2 separate regions of the Homo sapiens genome follow, and region 1 is linked to region 2. The links are chromatin loops, found by intact Hi-C in ENCODE. Cell type or tissue: chondrocyte. All regions are shown on one strand. Each heading gives the region's core, and the rest is flanking DNA. Links, peaks and the distances in the headings are about the cores only.

The links. A loop is a pair of places that touch in the nucleus more often than their neighbours do. Peaks named below come from ENCODE experiments on the same cell type or tissue, not always from the same donor. Only the 100,000 strongest peaks of a DNase experiment are listed, where the experiment ranks them.
Region 1: it touches region 2 in a loop (7-fold over the local background); 21 of 110 quality-filtered maps call a loop at or near these places.

What each region holds. Positions count from the first base shown.
Region 1 is chr2:66,419,402-66,430,396 of GRCh38, reverse strand. It overlaps MEIS1-AS3 (MEIS1 antisense RNA 3), which reads left to right. Exons shown (of 4, transcript NR_046438.2): 4 at 3,235-7,055. Among named protein-coding and RNA genes, the nearest start is that of MEIS1-AS3, 8.6 kb to the left of the region's middle. In chondrocyte, for the core only: a CTCF peak has its summit at 6,772; DNase peaks (open chromatin) are centred at 3,543 and 3,846.
Region 2 is chr2:65,717,230-65,728,224 of GRCh38, reverse strand. It overlaps LOC105369167 (a long non-coding RNA gene), which reads right to left and starts at 2,893. Exons shown (of 3, transcript XR_940196.2): 1 at 2,460-2,893; 2 at 1,603-1,645. In chondrocyte, for the core only: a CTCF peak has its summit at 6,002; no DNase peak of the experiment used is centred there.

The DNA of each region.
Region 1 (10,995 bases), core at 1,924-6,923, 700 kb before region 2:
ATCAAAGGGGGTTAACTGAGAGGATTAGGGAGGATGTTAATCAAGTGCTCTAAAGCATTACAGGCTATAAGGACTGAAAGATTTGTTTACTGCATTTTGCTTCAGAAAACAAAGAATGTCTGGGTCCAGTTCAGAAGTCAATTAGAGGTCAGCTTAGGCTCTCCAAGGGTTGCAGGGAAAATACCTAAGTTACTATATTCTGACTGGATGATGCAAAAATTAGGGAAAAAAAATGGGGGGTGAGAGGGAGGTGCTTTCCTTACTATTCTATTTCAAATCATTAAAATGCTTTGGTCTCTAGGGGGGAAAAAACTACACTGGTTAACATAATTACTAGCTCTGACATTTTCAGAAGTTATAGAGGTCTTTTATTAATTAAATGGAGGGCTTAATAAAGTATTCCTAATAAAATTTATGGTTGTCTTAAAACTTTCTAAACAGTGCTATAAATTCTTAATAAAATTAACTGGGAAATGAGTTATTAGCCCACACTTTACCCTCCCCCCCAAACTGCTACATAAGGAGTGTCTGCAGAATGAAAAGGAAATAGAAGCCTTTTAGTAAAATATAAATATTAGCCAAAGTCATGCATTGCTCTGAAAGAGGCAAAGTCCCAACTGTTGTTTCTACTGGCCTCATTCTCCAATATCCCCCAAAAGCTATCCCACAAAACTTCATCAAGAGAATTTATTCCCCTTCCCAAGTACCTATTATATATGCATTTATGTGTAAGTGCATTTGAAATACAACCTTCAATTTTGTGGACTGAGTTGTATGTTAAATGTAGTAAAAAACATAGATGCATCATGCAAAGTTCCGCTATAGAATCTTCAAGTCTCACGGTGCAAATACTTTCTTTATTTTTAATTAAAAATAAAATGCCCTGTAATTTCTCTCACTTTAATTTCTATAAAGATAACTTTTAAATGATAAATTTCTAAATAACATTTTTCTCTGAAGTTATTTAAAAGTGTATTTTCTGAAGCAACATTTTGTTGACATATGCAAAACCTTTTTATATCATTACGTTTCAAAACTTTTAGTGAGTTATCTTAAGTTTTCAGGTACTTCACTGCTTCACAGATACAATGCTGGCTGGTTAGCTATTTTAAAGAAGATCACACACATACACTTCAAACCACAGCAGCCTTGGTGAATTGTTTAGCATTTGAAGGCTTGATCTTTTGTGCCGTCTACTGGACAATAGAAAAACTGCAGCCTTGATGACAAACTTTAATCTTGTTTTACGGGGGTGGGAGGTGGTGGTTGGGGGTATGATTTGGTGCTGGTAACTAACAAGAGAAAACCACAGTACCCAACTTAGACTCATAGGACAGGTCTTGGGGTCTAACCATGTTTTTCAAATCCAAAGATAGGATATGATATCAATCATAGGTGTATAGCTCAAACACTTGATTAAGGCACAAGGCTAAAACCTACATTGAATACAGCTGTGCATGTGTGTGTACCCATATGCCTAAACTTGGGAAGACAGCCTGGGAAAAGAAAGGAAGATAGGACAGATTCAACAACTCTGAAAACAAAAACAAAAACAAAAAACAAAAAACAGTAGTGGTTGCTTGACACTGAGGATGAATTTGCTTGACAGTCAAGTTAAATCTATCTACTGCCTCGATAATCTAGCATGTACAAATCAGTTCTTGGAATTTGGAAAGTGACATTGGTAATCAAGAAAAAAAACCCTTTAGGAGAGGGGAAATGACACTGGTAATTATAAAAGTTTTAGTGCAGTTCCCTTTTGGCAATTTGGGATGAAAATGTAAAACTTCAGTGTTTTCACTTGGAGAGCACAAGTGTTAGAAAGTGTGGGTGAAATTCACAGTCAGACAACTTCATATGGCAGAGACCATTTGATGTTCTCTTAAACATTAAGAAACATTGTGCACATTTTGGTTGTGATTTAAAAAAGAAAACATTTATAGATCTCTAGCATTGTGGAAGCTTTGTAAAAAAAAAAAAAAAAAAGCATGAAGCTAACTTTGACCTCTGTTCGACAGTGACAGTTTCTGAAGTAATCACTGTTACCATAGAGAAGTGATTTTGTGATTTAAGAAACAAATAAGCCCAATGCCCCCCAAATATATATCTGTATATGTATCTATGTGTGTATAGACACACACACACACACATACACATACATGGAGAAGTCAAGCTGATTTTGTCCAAGAGACATAGACTTTGGTGCAAGCACTTTTAAAATTGTTCATGTGCTTTTCTGAAGTTAAAACTCCTTATCGCATTTTAATAAAACTTGCCAGCACTTGACTAGGTATTAGGGCGTCTTTTAATAAAAACCTAATAGTGAAAAGGAGACAGCTTTAGGACATTTTATTGTGCATAAATATATTTCAATGATCTACTTCAATATACATTTCGATGTGGCACTATGTCAGAATGACTTTAAAATATTGGATTAAATATAGATACATCAAGAGAATCTGAACTGACATTGGCTACTTAAAGCAGCGAGATTGCTTGCACTGCTGTATTAGAGCCTCAGTTGTTCTATATAAATGGAGGTGTTGGTGGTGGGTGTCTTTTAAACTTTAGTATAAACCACTGAACTGTGAAAGGTTATTATTTTATGAGATGCTGTTTGGAGTCATTTTTTGAGATGCTGTTTGGTCTAGATCAGAAAACCAACCAAAAAGAAAAAAAAATCCTCATAACAATAGCTTGAAAATGTAGAAAATTCTTCCAGGAACTAATCACAAGTGCATACACGTTTGATATATTCTAAACTAATAGTTGAAGTACTGAGTGCTGGAAGAGGTCTGGCGAACGTGCTCTAGTCACTAATAGCAAACATTTACCTTTGAAGCAACAGGATGAGTCACACTGGCCATGCTTAGCATCCATGTTCGACTGGATAAAGGGGCATATTTTGTGAAAACCTTCAGGCAAAAATCTTACTGATTATTCAAAAATAAATATTTTAACATTTCATTGAGCTATCTAATGAATAAGGAAAACATCGAAGGCTTCCTGCGGCGCAGAAAGAATTCTAGCAGCGTCAAAAACATAAAGGAGCAAAGAACAAGAGGAAGCTGAAGGACGCCTGCTGAGTAGTTATTCACTTGTGAATATCTGAAAACGTGCTTTTCTGTGCCCTTATTTAAAAATGAAAAACAAATATCATCTTTCTTTGTCCTTTTAAAAAAATTAACGTCAGAATATGGCTATGCTAGCTAAACATCATTTTTTTTTTTCCAGGCGATTTATGCGAGAAAGGGCCAATTTGAACACTGGTAACTAGTGGGAGAAATAAACTTATAAGCCACAAACACATCGGTTCGCAACCGAGCCCACAGCCCCGCGAGGCGCCCCTTCTTCCCAGCTCCCGGAGGATAACTTCATTGACTGGCAGGTCGGCGGCCACTTCTGGGAGGGCCACTGTTTACCGAATGAGAACCTCTCATGGCACAGTCCTTACAGCAGGGCTGCCCTGTCGCCCTTGCGCGTCCGGGTGCCGGGTCCCGGCGGTGTTCTGCAGCGCGATCCGGTCCCCGTGCCCTGAGCCACCCAGAGCCCTGGGCCTGCCTGCACCCTGGGGCGCGCTGACTCCCTGGGTCGGGTGGGGGTCCCGGCAGGATGCACTTCCAGCTGCGGGGTCCGCGGAGTTTGCTCGCACCTGGTTTGGCGCAGGGACGTAGGTTTGGGGGACTGTGTCCCCTGGGAAGAGCAAAAGGTGAAAAGGTCCCCTCTCCCACCAGTGTGCCCCATCCCCGCCAGTTTTGACTGCGATCCTATTTTTCTCTTTGGGGGTCGCCTCAGCCTGTGCCGGAGGGAGTTGGGAGTTGGTCAGGCTTGGGCAGCGGTGGGTGGCAGCCCGGGAGCCGGAGCAGGAGCGCGAGGACCCGCGGACTGGGGCGCAGCGACGATGGCGCACCGGCTTCTGTCTTCTGCTGCTTTGGGGCTGAGCATCCGAGGGCGCCTTTCTCCCCAGCTGGACTCGGGGACGCCGGATCACCCCGCCACCTGCCTCTTGGCCTAATTCTGGAAGCTTCTCGCCTCCGTTCCTGGACGGCTCTTCCTCAGGGGCAGCAATGAGCCCCGGGGTGCGCTCATCTCCTCCGAGATCAATTGCTCTACGATTCCTTTTAGGACTTGCAGGGGGGAGAGGTTGGGGACCCCGGCCCCAGAGTGGCTCCTGCGGCACGGCGGCCCACTCGGAGGGGTCGCAACAAGCGCGCATTTGTGGCCAAGGTTGTGATTTCAGGTGCGCTAATGGGATCAGACGTCCTGGGAGAAGCGTGAGGGGATTGGTGCCGTTCCTTCTCCCGGCTTCCAGCGGCCGCCGGGTGGAAGTGGGGACACAGGAGGGCCGCGCTACGGGCGCCCAGCGCGGGCGCTCACACCTCTTGAGGAGGCGTGGAACCCAGCGCCCCAGGTGGGGGTAGGGCGCGGGGGTATAGGTAGTGAGGGGTGACGCTGGGAGAGGACCGGGAGACGGAGGAAAGGAGACAGCCGGGGACACTACTGAGAGAGGGAGTAAGAGAGTGCGCTGCAGAACCGGGGACAGAGCGGCAGAACCGACCGAGAGCTGGAATTGGATTGCGTCCTGTCCCAGCACCAGGACACAGATAAACAGCCTCCCAGCACTGGTACTCGCCAGAGAAGGGGAAACCCGCGTCCCGCGCTGCTGCTTTCTGCTTCGGAGAACCTTATCTAGACTTTTGCATAATTGCGTGTTGGCTTTCCTAAATAATTCGGAAGAGCGATTTCTGCTTCCACTTGTTCACATAGGCAAACAATCCCTGTGGGGAAAATGTGTGTGTGTGTGTGTGTGTGTGCGCGCGCGCGCGCGCGCGTTCCGGTGACAATTGAGGCCAGAGGCAAACACATCCTCTTTCAAAATGTCCCTTAGGTGATCCCGTAAATGACTGTCCTGCTCTAGGCAGTGGGAGTCATCATCCACTGGGTAGGGGGCTGTGATTACTCTGCCTAGGGACCACTTTTCACAGCTCCTTCCCCACCGTAGATAAGGGTGTTAAATCAAGGCATTTAGTTCTACTTTTCCATTGCACAGATAAGCAAGCTGAGACCCAGATAGGTTAAGTGAAGTATCCAATTTCTTCTCTCCTTTTCTTTTCTGTATGCCTCAAGATGGTTTTATACACACACACACACACACACATACATACACACACACACACACCCTGAACTACGAAAAACATCACAACTACGGAAGAAACATTTTTTACTCTTCTTATTTCCTAAGAAGACCAAAAGTCAGAGCTTGTCTTCTGTCAGAAGCAGATGGGTGTGTGATGGCAGTGTGTGAGTGTGCAAGTGTGGGGGGGCTGGGCGTTGGCGCCATCCTTCCTCCTTCCCTGCTCCATCCCTGACTCCATCACCGAGCCCCTTCAGGGAAACACAAGGCAGGAGGTTGTACCGCTATGCAGAAGACCCCTCCAGGTAGGGAGCTTGAAGAAATGAAACAGCAGGGAGAACCTGTATTTGGTGGTGAAAGTGCTGGAATCTTCTAGGCCTTGCTCATCTCCAACCAGCTACTTCTCCAAAATAAAGCAAAACAAAACAAAACAAAACAAGGCAAACAACAACCACCACAGGCCTTTTGCATCAACTTCCTGTGACTAAGTGACCCTAAGCAGAGAACTGGCTCAGGTCACTTAGGGCAGGGGTAGGACATTGAAGGCCTTATTTACTCCAGGATTAAAAACAGCATCCCCTCTAACCCTGTCTCTCTTGGGCAGCCTGTCTTTTAAGGATGTGAAAAGCAGCTTCTTGGAGTCTAAACAGGCACAATACCCCACTGGGATGTTTAGGTATCAGGTTCACAAAAACAGCATTTTACTCCTGCTTCCCCGAACCCCTTTGCAACCCAGGCTACCATACTCTTTGCAAGAATATCCGGTATCTTTTCCGGGCAAAATGAATTGAGTTGGCACTTCCTGAAATATTTTTATTTTTAGCTTCAAATAATTTTGCTCCTAAAACAAATTAGTTACTTATCCTCTTCTCACCATGCCCTAATTATTTTTAGCTTTATTCTAATTTTTTTTGTTACCTTGAATTTTGTCTTGATTTGAGAGTTTGGTATAGAATACTTGTTTGCAGACTGGTAATCTGCAGTTTATTTTGTTTTTAAAAAACTCTGTGAAGTTTACTGTTGTTTTAAAACTCATGGAATATTAACAAAAAATAACCTAATAATATTCTTCGAGGCTTAAACTTTGGTTATAGTCTATGTCCTAGCCTAGCTTTTATGATAAGCCTGTTGCATTTTAAAGGTGCTTATTGATTCACATGTCTTTCAGTAAAAAATCTTTTGAGGAACCCAGACTTTTGAAAGCTATTTAATTTGCATGTATTTGGTCATTACAGGCTAAAACTGAAGAATGAGTTTGGAAATTGGTTCTATTAGAAAACACTGTTTGCACATCCAAATGTTCCCAGTCAAGATTTCCCAATAGTGGCAGTGAGAAAGAGAGGCAGAGAGAATTAGGATACTTGGGTTCAAATTTTAGCTTAGTCACTGATGGGCTGATTGAGTGAGAAGAACTTAATCACCTGCAAAATGAATTGCTTACAGTATTTTGATCTCTAAATACACTTTTGATTCTGATATTTAATGATTTTGTATTACAAAATTGGGCAGAAAACGCATAGCTTCATAACAAGCAAAAAATTTTACTGTTAACACATCATACTTATTTTAGAGTAAATTTGAAGGAGGTTGATGTTTTGGAATTTGGTTGGAGAGTTATCCAAAAGCAATGTTTCCCTGACTCAACTACAACCAATTACACACAGTGGCCAGTAGGAAAAGGATTAAGTTGTCCAGACAAAATATAATGGTAACAAAAAATAATCTTGTGCTTTTGACATCTTTCTGTTTACTTGTTTTTGTCTTGTTCTAATGCCCCCTGAATTACTATTTTCTAAAAAACAGTCTCATCTAAAATAAAACATAGTAATGTGTTTTCAAATGAGACATTTTATTGTAGTTACGATTTCTTTTGTATATTTTCCTAATGCAGACTACAATAAATACACTAAAATATTTCAAATGGTTTGCTTGTGTATATGCTCTTAAGTCGTCTTTATCCCACTTTGGGAAGCATATGCTGTGTTCTGAACAGTTTTAACTTTATATATCAGCATGACTAAGTCCTTTCAACAACTATCACGCAAAGACCACGGAGAGCAGAACTATTCAGGATATCAAGAAATGAACACTAATGAATAGGAAACAATGAACCCTAATTTTAGGAAGAAATTAGTTTTGCAATTCAGCATTGTCATTTAAAGTGGAATTGTGTCTCGTAAAACTTCTGTAACTGCCATACTTGTTGCTATCAGTAAATTCTATGAAGTCTCTATTTTACACGACAGCATTTTGAAATGTAATTGCTACAGTTTTAGATATTTCTAAGGCCTGAATTTATTATAACAGGCAATTTTTGAAAAATATACCAGATTCAATTAAAAAATGGCAATAATTTCTCATAAAAACCTTCAAAACATTGAAATCTGTGTTTTATATTCCAGGGAATAAAAACATAAAAACTTTACTTTGGACTTAAAAAAAAAATTCATTCACTCTCAATTCCCCGCTTCTTTGAGATCCTCCCGACAGGGAAATTGTCAGAAGAATTCCTTAATACCTTCAGGCACTGTAAACTCCACATATGGATCTTTAAGTCTGAAAATGACAACTTAGATTTTCGTTGAAAGATATACCTGAAAGAACTAAAGTAAACAGAAAGATGTCAAAAGCACAGGATTTTTTTTGGTACCATTAAATTTTGTCTGGATATTTGTTGGTGTTTTAGAAGTTAAAACACTTAGTCCCGTCTCCACTGGCCAGACAACAAAAGTTGTCTAACTTTTGGAGGCACTTTCCCTACTGCCTAAGCATGCTAAGGCATTGCTTAGCATGACCAGGATGCTTAAGAACTTGAAATTCACAAAGTTGAAAATAGAGAGTTATGGCTCTTTTAATAACTGTCACTTTATCCTGATTCTCAGTCAATATCCAAGCACAATGTAGAGTGTGGATGAACTTCAAATGCTCTGGAACCAGCTACTGCTTTGAAGGTCAAACTCAGTCATATTTAAAATTTCAGCAATATCACACTACTGGCAATTGTTGGCTCAATGAGACCAACTGCTCTCCTGACCTGGTAAGAACCAAGTGCCCACAGCCGCTTTCCTGACTTATGATTCTGTATCTGGTAGCTACCTTTTTTCTCCTTGAGTATTTAACGCTCTTTAATTTTGCACTTTTGCATTTCTTTGACAGTTGGCTAGCATCCTTTAAAAATTCTAGCCTAATTTAGACCAAAAAGTACTATATATTTTTGGATATTCTTAACCCGTTAGGTGCTTAGGGCTTATTTGTTCAGGAGTTCAACCAATAAGCCTTCCTCAGTGCTTTTAGCTTTTTACTCCAGGAAGGAATTAGTTTGAATTGCTCCAAAATTGTCTTCTTTTTATTTTCTCTTTCCTTTCCTATGAGTCTGTAATTTAGTTCTGCTGACACAGTTGATTAACCCCATACTGGGGAGTTGATTAAAAACACTTTCTAAAAATGTATACTCCTATTGCTGGTATTAGTCAGCATTTTTTTTGGCCTATCACTTTTTAAGTTTCAGTTTATCAAAATCTTTCCACTCCAATAATTCTAAATGGGCACACTTTAAAAGCTACATACCTAGTTCTTTTTAATATAGGCTATTCTTACGGCACTCTCTCTAATGTACCTCCTATATTAGAATCATTCCAGGGAGCAGCAAGTGGTCTTAAAGACATCTATAAAGCCATATATGAGCCAGGAGCTGATGTGAACAATAATCACAAATCTATGAGCCAAGTTTGTTCTTCTCTTTGTGCTTAGGGGACCATTCAGTTGTGCGACAGATTCCCTCTTGAAGAACACTTCCTCAAAAAAATTCTTAACCATTGTCATAGACTGAAGGAAGCTGCTCGGGGTCATTACGTACTTTGTACTCTCCAGTTAACCTAGACACCAAAGCCATTCCCACCATCCTACTTCTGTCTTCTTGGAAACTTTCAAGAAGACGTGAGCTTTAAAGACTGTTTCAGAGTTTACATGCCTCTTTCATTGTCACTGACATTTTTCGGATCGTGATTAAAAAGGCCAGTCTGTTGCAAATTTCATAAATTAGTCTTTTCTCTCTGTTCTGCTGTCAGGTTGCCCTTCTCACTAATGTCACCACATGTCACTGCTGCCCTAGCCAATCTCAATTTGACTGAAAGGGTTTGACTAACTTTTGGGTCCTGTTTCCTATAATTGGTAACTTTGCCAACTTTTTGGTTTTACACTGTTTCACTCAGAATATTATTATTCAGGCAAAGTTAATTTTCTGTTCTAAACAAGTCTTTGATACTCAGGGATATGATTGAGAATTCAATTTTTGTCTTTAACAAAACATCACAGTTTGCAAAACATCCCCCTTCCCCTCTTCAGGTCTACTATCTTAGTTTACTCCTCCAAACCCTGTAAGAACATACCATCAGCCCTATTTCACAGATGAGGGCCACACAATTGTTTAGAATCAAAGACTGTGTACCGGAACTCAGCCTCCTGAGTCCTGTTTTCAATTTGGAAAAAATCTCTCTGTAACTGTATCATTGTATTAAGTAAACATTTGGAGGGTTATGAGAAAAAAAATGAGAAAATACTTATTTTTGCTTAATTTTTTTAGTTCTTTTCTCTTTCTTTCCTTAAGATCTACTATAAGATTAAAAATATTTAAACTTCTCCAGAAACTTCCACTTATATCCCGAGAAAGTTTCACTGTTGTCATTGTCCAGGTACTTTGAACTGATTATCCATATTCAATGTGAAATGTTTGCTTCTCTGTATTTCAAGGGCATTTTTGTGGTGCAAATAATGTTCATTTTTCAAAGAGCACACTCAAAATTATACATATGACACAAAGCCATTGTATAGATTGATTATAGTTCTTTTATTCTACAAACATGTTTGTTTTGTCCTTATAGTTGATATGTCTTTTTGCATTTTAAAAACTATAATATAGACACAAATCAATTTATGACATTTTATAACATGGTTTTCAAGAAGACAGTGATTCAAACTTTGTATTTAAAAAGAGAGAAGAAAACTGCTTTCAGGAAATATTAGTTAACCGGCAGGAGTCCTTTTCAAAGTGCAGTTACCATGGGATTGAGAACTATTTGCTAATTATAACAGTGCACTAATTATGCGCTTTTATATTTCATCTTTCTATCTTTCTGTCTAAATTCACTTCTAATTATATGGTACATTTTGCATGTGACATATCTAAAAGTATTGCTTTTATCAGATATGAATTATTTTCCTTGGAAATATTAAAGACATAGTTTTACTTCCAAAATATTTTCTCCTGCAATATAGTGAAATCATTTGATTGTGGGTTGAATAACCCGTCATGTGGTGGGCGGGGGCGGGGGAGGAGGCAAGGTGAAAGGATCAAGATTTAAATATTAGATATTTTGTGTCTTCTAAAAGAGAATAGCAAAAATGATTAGCCTTGTCATAGTTTCTATGTTTAAAAGGCAATTTAGCAGATATAGCCACATTGCCCGTTCTTCGTCGTTATCATCATCGTCATCATATTTTTATTACTTTAAAGAATTCCTGAAATTATGGAAAAGGTATTTTAAACATAGTGGAATAAAGGAAAGGTCACTGGGTCATCAGAACCTATCTTTGTGTGGCTAATTTGTCAACTGAATTGTGTAGAAGGAAGCTTAACAACAACAACAACAAATGTTCAATTTCTATGTTTTGATTTCCTCTGGGCTTGTTGAGCAAAGAGAAATCGGAATTCACTTTCTGTGTAAAGATAGCGAGTCTTGCTCACCTTCCCAAAGCAGGAGGTTTGGCCAGGAGGAGCACTTGTAGAATTGAGGGTCTACAACTTCTTTGAGAGGTTTTGAGGCTTTTGTCCCAAACACAGACTCACGTGACAGCTACTAGTC
Region 2 (10,995 bases), core at 3,824-8,823:
TGTCACTGTCTGAGTTTGATGTCATAATGGCCACAGAGTCTGAGCTATCTTCTAACACATCCCCTGCTCTAAGTGGAAATTTAACAAGATGAACTTTCCAGTAATGAGGCTTGACAGCGCTGCCACCACCAGAAGCGGAAGCAGTCAGGTCAGAAGGAAGGCTGCTAACTTCCTCACAGAAGTGTTGATTAGGCTTTGCGCTACTAGCCTGCTCATGGAGGGAGCCTCATCAGTCCTCTTCTGAACACTGTGAATCCTTCCTTATCCTCCCTTCCCCCCTGCCCCCACACACACACACAAATTCACACTTAAGATATTACCAAATTGCAACATCTAACATTTCTCAAAGAAGCTATTTCCAATGCAGGTGTGCCCCCACATTATGAGAAAAGTACATTCAAGAAGTGTCATATATAAATCCAGTCAGTGGAGAATGATATCATTTGGTAAATTCCCATTTGTTTTGTGTGTTTCCTTAAAGAGAGATGTACACACATCTATAATTCCAGCTTCAACTTAACGACTTTCAGACAAAACACAGGGGAAAATATTAATTACAGGAAAGTGTCTTTTAATCTCTAGTACCAGTAGGGTAGTCAGACACCAGTCATAGGCATACAGAAAAATATGCTTCCTGTCATCATGGTTACTTTCAGAAACACACACTGAAGATTAGCACCAAAACAGGAACTCAGAGACAACCAGGCTCAAAAACAAACAAAATGCAGAAATTATGTAATTGCCTAAAAGCCATGAAGTCACTTAGCTAAATATTTTAAGGAATAGCATTACCTAAAATAATAATCATCCTCACTTGACTAATAACATTTCATTTTCAGGGCATAAACAAACCCCAGTTTCAAATGATTAGTAGTCCAAGTCAGATGCCTTGAAATCCATCCCAGCCCTCATTTCCACTCATACTGTTTCCACCCATTCCTTCACCCTACCCATTCCCAGAGCTTCCATCTTAGATTTTGATGATGCTAGCTGGAGGTATAGATTCAGATTACCACATAATTATTATTGTACTATATTATCTTCTAGGTGATATTTTTATATTTGCTTTTATTTTAATAAAGAGAAATTAAAGCATTTATATATAGTCTCTAATATTTATAATTATCTAGATATATAAATAAATATACATTAACTGGCTTCAGTGTTTACTCCCAACCTTTTTTATACTCTAGCTTTCCTATTTTAATCCTTCACTCTAGCATCTATCATCCTTGGTCACCTGGAATTTATCTTCAAGCATTTTTTCAACAGAGATTCATGTTAAATCTTGCCCAGGAAAATTGCCTATCATATAATTTTTTTGAAACGTGGTCTACAGAGAATATATTTCTGTCACTTTCACACATAAAAGACAACCTGGCTGGGTATAAAATTCTTGAATCACAGCCTTTTATAAACAAAACTCTACAGATATTGCTTTTATATAACTATCACAGAGTGGTGTGATTATAGGAGGTTTTATCTTTCTTTTTGTTGGCATTTTGGCATTATTTTATTTGTTCCACACTGAACGCAGGTTGTTGTAATTTTTTAAATTAATAAAAACAAATAAAATCAAAAGATTTGTGCTGAGTAACTTACATTCCCACATTCTGCTGGATGTTGAGAGGCACGCCAATAATCACTGTTGTCAAGGAGGCACTAACTCAACTGTAAGTCACATATTAATGATATAAATGAATGATGTGGCTACAGAAGTAATTTTACAATTTATAAAAATACAATATGGACACAATTTAATATTCTCTAGGGGAAAAAAACAGTAGTGCATTTGGAATACCTAATAAAATAAAAACATCAGAGTCCTCAAACTGAACCATGATCTTCCACAAGGCAAGATTCTGAAATCTGAAGTCCACAGGGTCTCACAACAGTTAAGCTGTAGTTCTGGCCTCCTTCAGGCTGCACAAACATATTACCTCTTTATTCAGAAATATTAGAACCCTCACTACCACCGGAAGAAAAAAGATACGTCAAAACTGAATACACTTTGAAGGAGGTCAGATAGAGGACTACAGCAGTTATTAGAAACATACTGTGTTCAGACAGCCTGGGTTTTAGTCTGGCTGTACCATGTTACTACAATCTGTTTATACTCACAACACTTCTGACGCCAAGTGTGTGGGTTTTTCCACACCAACAACTAATTTTCAACTCCCCAGACACCAACTACAATTTAATTCAATCCTACAATTTAATTCCATTTTCTAATGCTATCTATGTGGAGTTAGCATCAGATCCCACAAGGCCTCAGTCCCATAAGACAGCCCCCATATCAGATGCTAATCACAAGTCCCAAGCTTCCCATACTTCTGACCAACCAGCTATAAGCTGGGGGTTTTTTTGAACCCTTCTCAGGTTTGATAAATTGAAAGAACAGCTCATAGGATTCAGGAAAGCAGTTTAGTGACTAATACTGGTTTTTTACAAAAGGATACAACTCAGGAGGAGCCAAATGGAAGAGATGCAGAGAGCAAGGTATATGGGAAGGGACACAAAGCTTCCATGTCTTCCCATGTCATCTCCTGAACTCTAGCCTTCTACCACCTCAATGTGTTCACCAATCCAGAAGCTCACCAAACCCTGTTGTTAAGGATTTTTATGTTGTTTAGGTTTCCTGTGTTCCATGACACAGGCATGGTTGATTAAATCATTGGCCATTGGTGATTGAATTCAATCTCCATCCCTCTCCCTCTCCAGAAGTCAGGGTGAGGGACTGAAAATTCCAATTCTCTAATCAAGTGATTGGTTCCTCTAGCAACCAGCCCCCATTCCGAGATTATCTTGAGGCTCACCAAGAGTTACCTTATTAGCATTATTAGCATTATATAACTCAGGTATGTTTGAAAATGGCTTATCATGAATAACAAAAGATGCTCCTTTCACCCCTATCACTCAGGAAAGCACAAGAGTTTCAGGAGCTCTCTTTCAGGAACTAGAGACAAAGACTAAAAATATATTTCTCATTGTATTACAATATCACACAATGTGCTATTTGTAAGTGACCCTGAGCAAATTGCTTCCTATGTGCCTTCATCTTCTCATCTGCAAAATCCAGATAAAAGTAATCTCTCCTTGTGGGACTGTTGTAAGAATTAAATGAGTTAAAATAAAGCACAGTACCTGGCATCTAGAAAGTGTGAGTCAAGTATTTACAATGAGCAAAATGAGTCACACAATATACAAGTTGCATGTGGACCTTCATTATTTGACATGTTCTCCAGGAACGCCTATGATCAGCAAGGTGGGAGGGCAGGTGTTCTTCTTCCCATCCCAAGCCAGTGAAGCAAGCTGAGGGAAGGTGATGGGGGCTAGTTCAAGTCATGGGATGGATTGGTGTCACAGCCAGAGCCAGATTTTCCACGCTACTGTGCTGTTTCCTGCATCACCTTTCAAACTGCCCTGCCATCAAGTCTGGTCATTCAGCGATGGTGCCGCTGAGGACCTTGTTGCCCAAATCCCAGGTGAACATGCCCATAATTTTCAAGGTAAGTAGAGAAACAGTCCTTAAAATATTCCCCTACAAAATGAGAAAACCCTACTGCAGTTTTGTTGGTTTTGTAAATGATTGTTTGTTTGTCAGAGTACAGGGGATATTTAGTTTGTTCATCTATCTAGGAATTGTAGATTTCTCAACTTACTTTCAAGAGGAAGTTGGTCCAAAGCCATGACTCAAAGTCCCACGTGAAGATTCAACATTGCTATTTAAAGCAACTACAGTGAAGTCAAGAAGGAGTTGTTCATTTCACCTAGCACATTTTAAGAGTTGGAGTCTCTCAGCCTCGTGGTCTCCCAATTAATTTGTTGGCACAGTTAATCTAAATGAAAGGGAGGATTTTATTCTCACATCCATTAACCTGTAGTAGGAAAATCCATGAGGCTCAACACCTTGGAACATCCCCTCCACCCCCACAGTAGTAGCAAAGAACCTCTAAAGGGGAGAACAGTAAGAATATGAGCTCTGGAGGCTCCTCCACCTTCCATCCAGCCAAGCCTGCACACATGACTTAACCTCTCTGAGCAAAGTGTTTTCTGCATAATAGAGTTGTAATAGTACCTACTTCATAAGGTTGTTACGAGGATTAAATGGGAAAATATACCTAAGGCACTTAGCACTGTGCCTTGCATATTTATCATGGGCTCCATTATCACTCCATGCTCAAGGATGGAATCGCTATAAATCCTGCCATACCAAGCGATGGACAAAGACACTGTGCCAACCGTACTGGCTTCCGTCTGTTTACCTGAAGAACTTTCTGTTTCATAATATATAATGGGTTATTTATGTATAACCTGTGTTCCCAGGACAAGCTCTTGTTTCATGGTTTTTGTAGAGCCCCTAACAGTTTGTCATGGAAGTCCTGAATCTCACCCCTATGATGAAGCACTTTCTTGTAAGTCTGGTTTCAGTTGACTTTTGACCTTTATTAGTCAAAGTTATGGAGCCCAAATTTGTTTGCTTCCATGTCTCCCTAGGGATTCATTGAAGAAACAGCTGGGGTGGTGGCTTACTGACTTTTAGGTTAAATTCAGATAGCACATGATTAGAAATCTCCATTTTGCCCCAGAGAGGTCAGGACCCCTCAGAATCCCAAAAGCAAGAGAGATACCAGATCACCCCTAGGACCAAAGGGGCACCCTCTAGCCTGGGGTGTAAGAAGCTCCCAAGAGCACCAAGAAAGGACACATCTTGGTTGGCACACCTGGCACTGGCTGGTTCTAATCTTCAGAGGAAGGGACAGCAGAGGAGATAGGCAAGCTTGTGTGCTGGGTCCAATCTGGCCATGAGCCTCGAATTGTCAGGATCTGGATGCATCTCAGAAACTCTGGAAATCCACCTCAGATGCAGGACAGTAAAAATGGCAGTGAGGGGTCCTTATCTACTCCTGCTTTTAGGGAGAAGCTGAAGCTTCCAGTGGGATCTGTTTGTTCTCCCATCTGACAACTCCTCCTACTCTCCTTCCAAAGTTGGGTTTATTCTCAGCAAAGGATTGATGACTGCAATGAAATTGAGCAAATGTTGGCATTAGATAATACCTGGAAAAGGGTGTTACCTGAGAGGTAGTTCACAGCTAGCCAAAAAATCAAGTTACAAGGCTTACACTTCAACTCCTGCTTCCCTATGACCTTGGCAAATTGGAGGAGAATCCTCTAGTCATCTCATTCTTCTCCCTTTCCTGTGTCTCTTCCCAACTGCTCCCTTGACTTTTACCCCCAGCTCCCTGTATATCCTTTCTTCTCTCCCTTTCTAAGTAAATCTTAAAAGCCTGAAAAAGTAAAGAGGGCCAAAAATGTGGATACAATGCTAATCACACAGTCACAGACATGTCATAATAATACTGCAAAATACTACTTTATATATGGTCTTCTTTGATGTGAGAAGTGTGCATGGTAAAGGGTCTAATTCAAAGACCTAGAACAAGCATAACATTGCAAAGTTCATACAGTTGCTTACAAGAACTAGACTGAAAAGGCCTTAGTCATTTGTTCTTCTGTTTGACTTTTGTCAGAAGAGCTTACAACCTGGAAACAGTCACAGGGTGAAATATCATCACATCAGGCTGATGGGAGCCTCTCTCTCTCTCTCTCTCTTTCTCTGTCCTTCCCCCTCTCCCCGCACCTCTTTCTATTGTCAGTGAGATAAAGGGAGATACCATTGTCTCCCATTCAGGAGCCTGTTATGATCAATGGACCCATCATAAGCAGGAAATCTTCTTTTCCACAAACTTCATACTATCATATCACAGAACAAAGATGGGAGGCTCTATCCTTTCATTTTATTTGCTGGGACAAGGATTCTGCCCAATTCTTACCTGCTGTCTGATTTCTCACCAAAGGAGCATTTGCAAGAGGAAAGATTTATATTCTGTGAAATATTTCACTTGTCATCAGGCAGGGGCTCCAGGCTCCCTGGCTGTGCCGGTCAGTTCCAGGAAGGTTCCCTGAGCCTCCCTCATAGGCAAGGCCACACTGCTCCCAAGTGGCTTCTGTGGAGAAGTAGGAAGCCAGACTTGGCTGGAGCTGGAAAGCTCTCCAGACCCAGGGTCCTGTCTCGCTGCAGCCTCACTGCTAAAGAGCCCACCTGCAGACCTCGCCCCAGAGGCCCTTCCTAGCACCCACCACACTGGGGGAGCTCAACCGCTCACACCTCCAAGAAGACTTTTTGTTGTAACAAAGAAGGCAGCCCTTTTAAATAATTCTAAAAAGCTACAGGGCTAGTCTAACCAAAGAAAATTCAGAATTCAACTTGGACATCATCATAGTGACAGTCTGTTAAGACAGAAGTATAGGGAGCCCTCTTCACTCCCACCCTCTTTTTAAAAAGGCAAAAAGAAAAGACAAAAATAACTGGAGGCTAAAAACAACTATTAGTACCTATTGCATAGGCTTGTTTGTAGCTCAAGGCAGCTCCCAATTCTTGATGAATCTACTTACAGTCATTTATAAAGGTAAAGCAGTCTTAATAAGCAAAATCTCCTTCAAGCTCATCATTTTCTCAACAATTAAAAACACAACCTATCTTCATAATTGGTGTCCCTGTAACATTGTTATTTCACCCTGAGGAGGAGGGACTATTGTTTCTAGCATTATGATCAGTTGTGCTCAAGGTTTAGAGCAATCCCACCTTATTAACTCTCATTTAACAGAAAGCAGGGGCAGGTTGGTACACCTCCTTAGTAAGACAGCAACATTAAGAACTCCCCCAAAAAACTCTTCAGAGATACTACCCAGCCCTTCCATTTCAGAATCACCTGGGGAAATCTTAACACACCCAAAACCCAGTCAGCACCCCCAGACCAATTAAATCAGAACCTCTATGGTGGTCCCAGGCACAGGTGTTCTGAAGTTCTTCGGGACATTGCAATATGCAGACAAGTTTGAGAACTGCTCTCTGAGACAGGAGTTTTTAATTCTAGCCACACATAAGAATCAGCTGGGAAGTCACTAAACGCTACCCATCCCCACGCCCCCACCCCACCCCCAAGCCAACTCAATCAGAGTCTCTGGAGATGGTACCCAAGCGATTTGTTAAGCTCCCAAGAGATTATGGTGCACGGAATGTTGAGAATAAAATTATATTATTTGATTAAATGGCTTCATTTTATTAAAAAAAATGTGTGCACAGGAAAAAAAAACAGAGAGAAGAAGTTAAAAAAAATACATTTTAGCCATGCATGATCCCAAATCCTACCTTCCAGAAATAACCAGTTAATTACTTTCCTGGGGTTAAGATGAGAGGTATTCAGGGAACATATAAATGAAGAAAGGTGGACTCACAGGTCTTTAATTCAAAATCTCCATCACCTTCCTAAACTCTGTCCAAGCAGCTGGGGGCTTGGACACACAGACACACAGACACACACACACACACACACACACACACACACACTGCACTAGAGAAGGCCTGGGGAGACGTTCTTTTCATCGCCAAGAAGCCCCTTTATAATTTCATTTTGTGGGTCCTTAAATTAGAAACATTTTGCTCGCCAAACTAGATTTATGAAGTAACACTTACCTCATTTGCCCATTTTTTAAATTAACCAAAGATTTATATAACTTCCAATCAGAGGTGCTGATCAGCACAAAACAAACCAGGCCTAGCAACAAGTTGCAACAATGCCATCCTAGAGCAAAGAAAAGTGATGCTTATTAGGCTATGCAATTTAGCTTAAGTAGACTTGGCTTCTGTTTTTTAGTCAAGAAATTTGAAATACTAAAATACAGAAAACAAATAACTACTGTTGAGAGCCTAGGGATATTTGAGGAGGGAAAGGAAACAAGAAGAATAACTAATGTCCCTAGGGCAGTAGGTTAAAAGGGAGAGAGTTGGAGAATAAGGGCAGGGTTCCACTATAATGTTACAATTGTTAGAAATTTTATTCTGCTGATAATTACACATGAATCCTTGAGCAAATCAAGCTATCATCTCCGGACCACATTTTCCCACTTGTAAAATGAGAGTGGCTAAGCTAAGGCAGTGCTTCTCAACCTCAGTGCTATTGACATTTGCGGTAGAATGCTTCCTTGTTGTAGGGGTTATCCTATATGTTGTAGGATATTTAGCGGCATCCATGGCCCCTACCCACTAGATGCCAGTAGCACACCCCTGGCTGGTGCAATCAAAAATGTCTCCAGACTCTGCCAAATGTCCTTGAAGGGGCAAAATCACCCCTAGTTGAGAACCACTACTCAAGGGTTATTCTGAAGTTCTATTTGTGAAAATTCACAAATTATGCAGAAGAGGTTGGAGGGATGAGTTTGACGTATCAGACAAGACAACAATGTATATAAAAAAATCCAAAGATGAGAGCGTGTGAAATCACCCTGTAAAGCAGAAGTTCTCAATCTTGGCTGAGTTTTAGAATCACCTGAGGAGACTTTCAAAGTCCCATTCTCAAAGTGAACCCCCTGACCAATTGAATCAGAACCTTAGGGTTTGAGCAGAGTTCTCCAGGTGATTCCAGTATGCGCAGTTTGTGGGCCACTGCAGGAGAGCTTAGTGTGAGAGAGAAGTAACAATAAGTCTGTTTATCTCTTATGATTCTGATAATACTTTAGCATTTCAATCAATAAGAAAACCAAAAGCCCAGACTGTGCTAGGATTTTGCAAAGCATTGGGAAACACACCATGTTAAATCAGGCAAATCTCAAGCTTTAGGTTGAAGTGAAACCTAGATGCACTTCCCGGAGAATTATATGAGCATATGGACACCTAAACAAAATCGAAACGCTAAGTGTCTCCAGAGGAGGCACCACCGTTCCAAGAATCGTCTGTTCTCTGCAGTTATTGACCTGAGACCATGCCAGCCATGGTCTCCTAACCATGACTGTTAATTGCATTAATGCTTTCCAGCAAGAGATCATCTTGTTGGAGAGGATTATCAAGTAAATGACAGTTTATCAAGTAAATGACAATCACATCAAAAGAAAATGTGTGCACTCCTGGGAAGAGGAAGATGCACTTTCCTGGACTCATTTCTGAGTAAAATCAGTCTATGTGCTGAGGCGTGGAAGAGGCTTATACATCTAATCAATGAAGCAAAGCCACTACCAACCGGACTTAACACAAAAATGGCATAAGCAGTTCAAAGGGGACAGTGTAAAGTAACTACAGAATCCTGGACTGTTTCCTAGGGATTCTGTGCTGATTAACTTGGGACTCTGTAAAGTGCTCACAGTTACCTAAGAAGAAAGTTGTGCAATGAAAGGATACACTCTTATTTACTATAATTTTTTATTCCTATTACAAACTAATAGCAGTGTCAGCCAAAGTTTATTGAGCACTTACTCTGTGTCAGGTCCTGCGCTAAGCATTTGATATAAATTATTTCATTTAATCCTCACAACAGCCTGATTAGATTGTTGTTATTATCCTGATTTTACAGCTGAGGAAACTGAGGCTTAGAGAGGTTAAGTGACTTACCCAAGGCCATGCTTCCAGCAAGCACAGGAATGGGAAATAAAATGCGTGACAGCAGAGCCTAAATTCTTGAACATTATGTAAGATAGCCTCATGGGTCTTCTATTCATTTGTCAGATTGTGAAATGAATAAATTTGCATAACATTCTTTCAATCAAGAATTTTAAAATGCTTTTATTCTCACTCATATGTGGGAATTGAACAATGAGAACACTTGGACACAAGAAGGGGAACATCACACACTGGGGCCTGTCGTGAGGTGGGGGGCGGGCGGAGGGATAGCATTAGGAGATACACCTAATGTAAATGACGAGTTAATGGGTGCAGCACACCAACATGGCACATGTACACATATGTAACAAACCTGCACTTTGCGTACATGTACCCTAGAACTTAAAGTATAATAATAATAAATAAATAAATTTTTTTTAAAAAAGAACTTTAAAATGCTTTTTAAAGTATATCATATACAGGCTTATGCCTAGCTGTGATTCAAATGAAGAAATTCCATGCCAGTGTTCTCAAAGTGTGTCTTCTGCCCTGCTAAATCAGAAACACTTGAGGGAAGCTTTTCTAAATGCAGGTTCCTGGGTCCCATCTCCTACCTACCATGTCAGAATTTGGGGTGTGAAGAAGCAGCCAGGGGGCTCATCTGAATTGTGAATAAGTTCCCTGGGTGATTTTTTTCCCCACCAAGGCTTGAGAACTACTTCCTTAGAATTGGCACACTTTTGTATCCACAAAGCACAGCCTTATGCCTGCAAAATTTGACAAGAGAAAATTTGCCACCCCAAATTACAACACAGAGAAACTACAAAGATCGACTTTAAGAGCCAGAAGTTTCCCAGGAAGATCCCTAAAAGATCCCTGGATATATAACATATTCAATTTTAGACATAAACTCACTTACCAGAATATGTCATACTTTGCCTTGAGAATTTGCCTTCCTTCAGAGACGGGAAATCTGCTTTATTAATATCACTTAAGCTGTTACTCAAAGCCCTCAACACACATGCTCCTGCACACACACATCCCTACAAGAATTTGAGTAAACACTGTGTAACCAGAAAATGAAATTGCTCTCAAATAACCATTATGACTTTTCTTATATGCTCACATTACAATAACATTTGGAGTGAGAGCTATCAGTGGAGACAGAAATTATAGACTACACATTCCTTGGCTAGATCTGAGCCTTTAAGGGCTGGGATGATATCTTTTTTCCTCTCTGCATCTCTAGTTTTGAACCTATTGTAGGTAATAAATCCAGTTTTGTGTTAAGAAAGAAGAAAATAGGAAAGGAAACTTTGAAGGAATTAGTGAGCAAATCATTTGCCCAAGGAGAAGGTGCTTCCCAGGTCATCTCTTCCCCACACAGCCCTTGAACAGGATTGCTTTCCAAATATAAGAGAACAGAAAAGGCTTTTCTTTAACTGCCTGACTTCTCTCAGTAGCACTTCTTTAAATCTTGAAACCATGCCTATTTGCATCAAAAAATAATCACCTTAACATTTTCAGTACACACATACAACCCAAAGTGAACCTTCAAATGA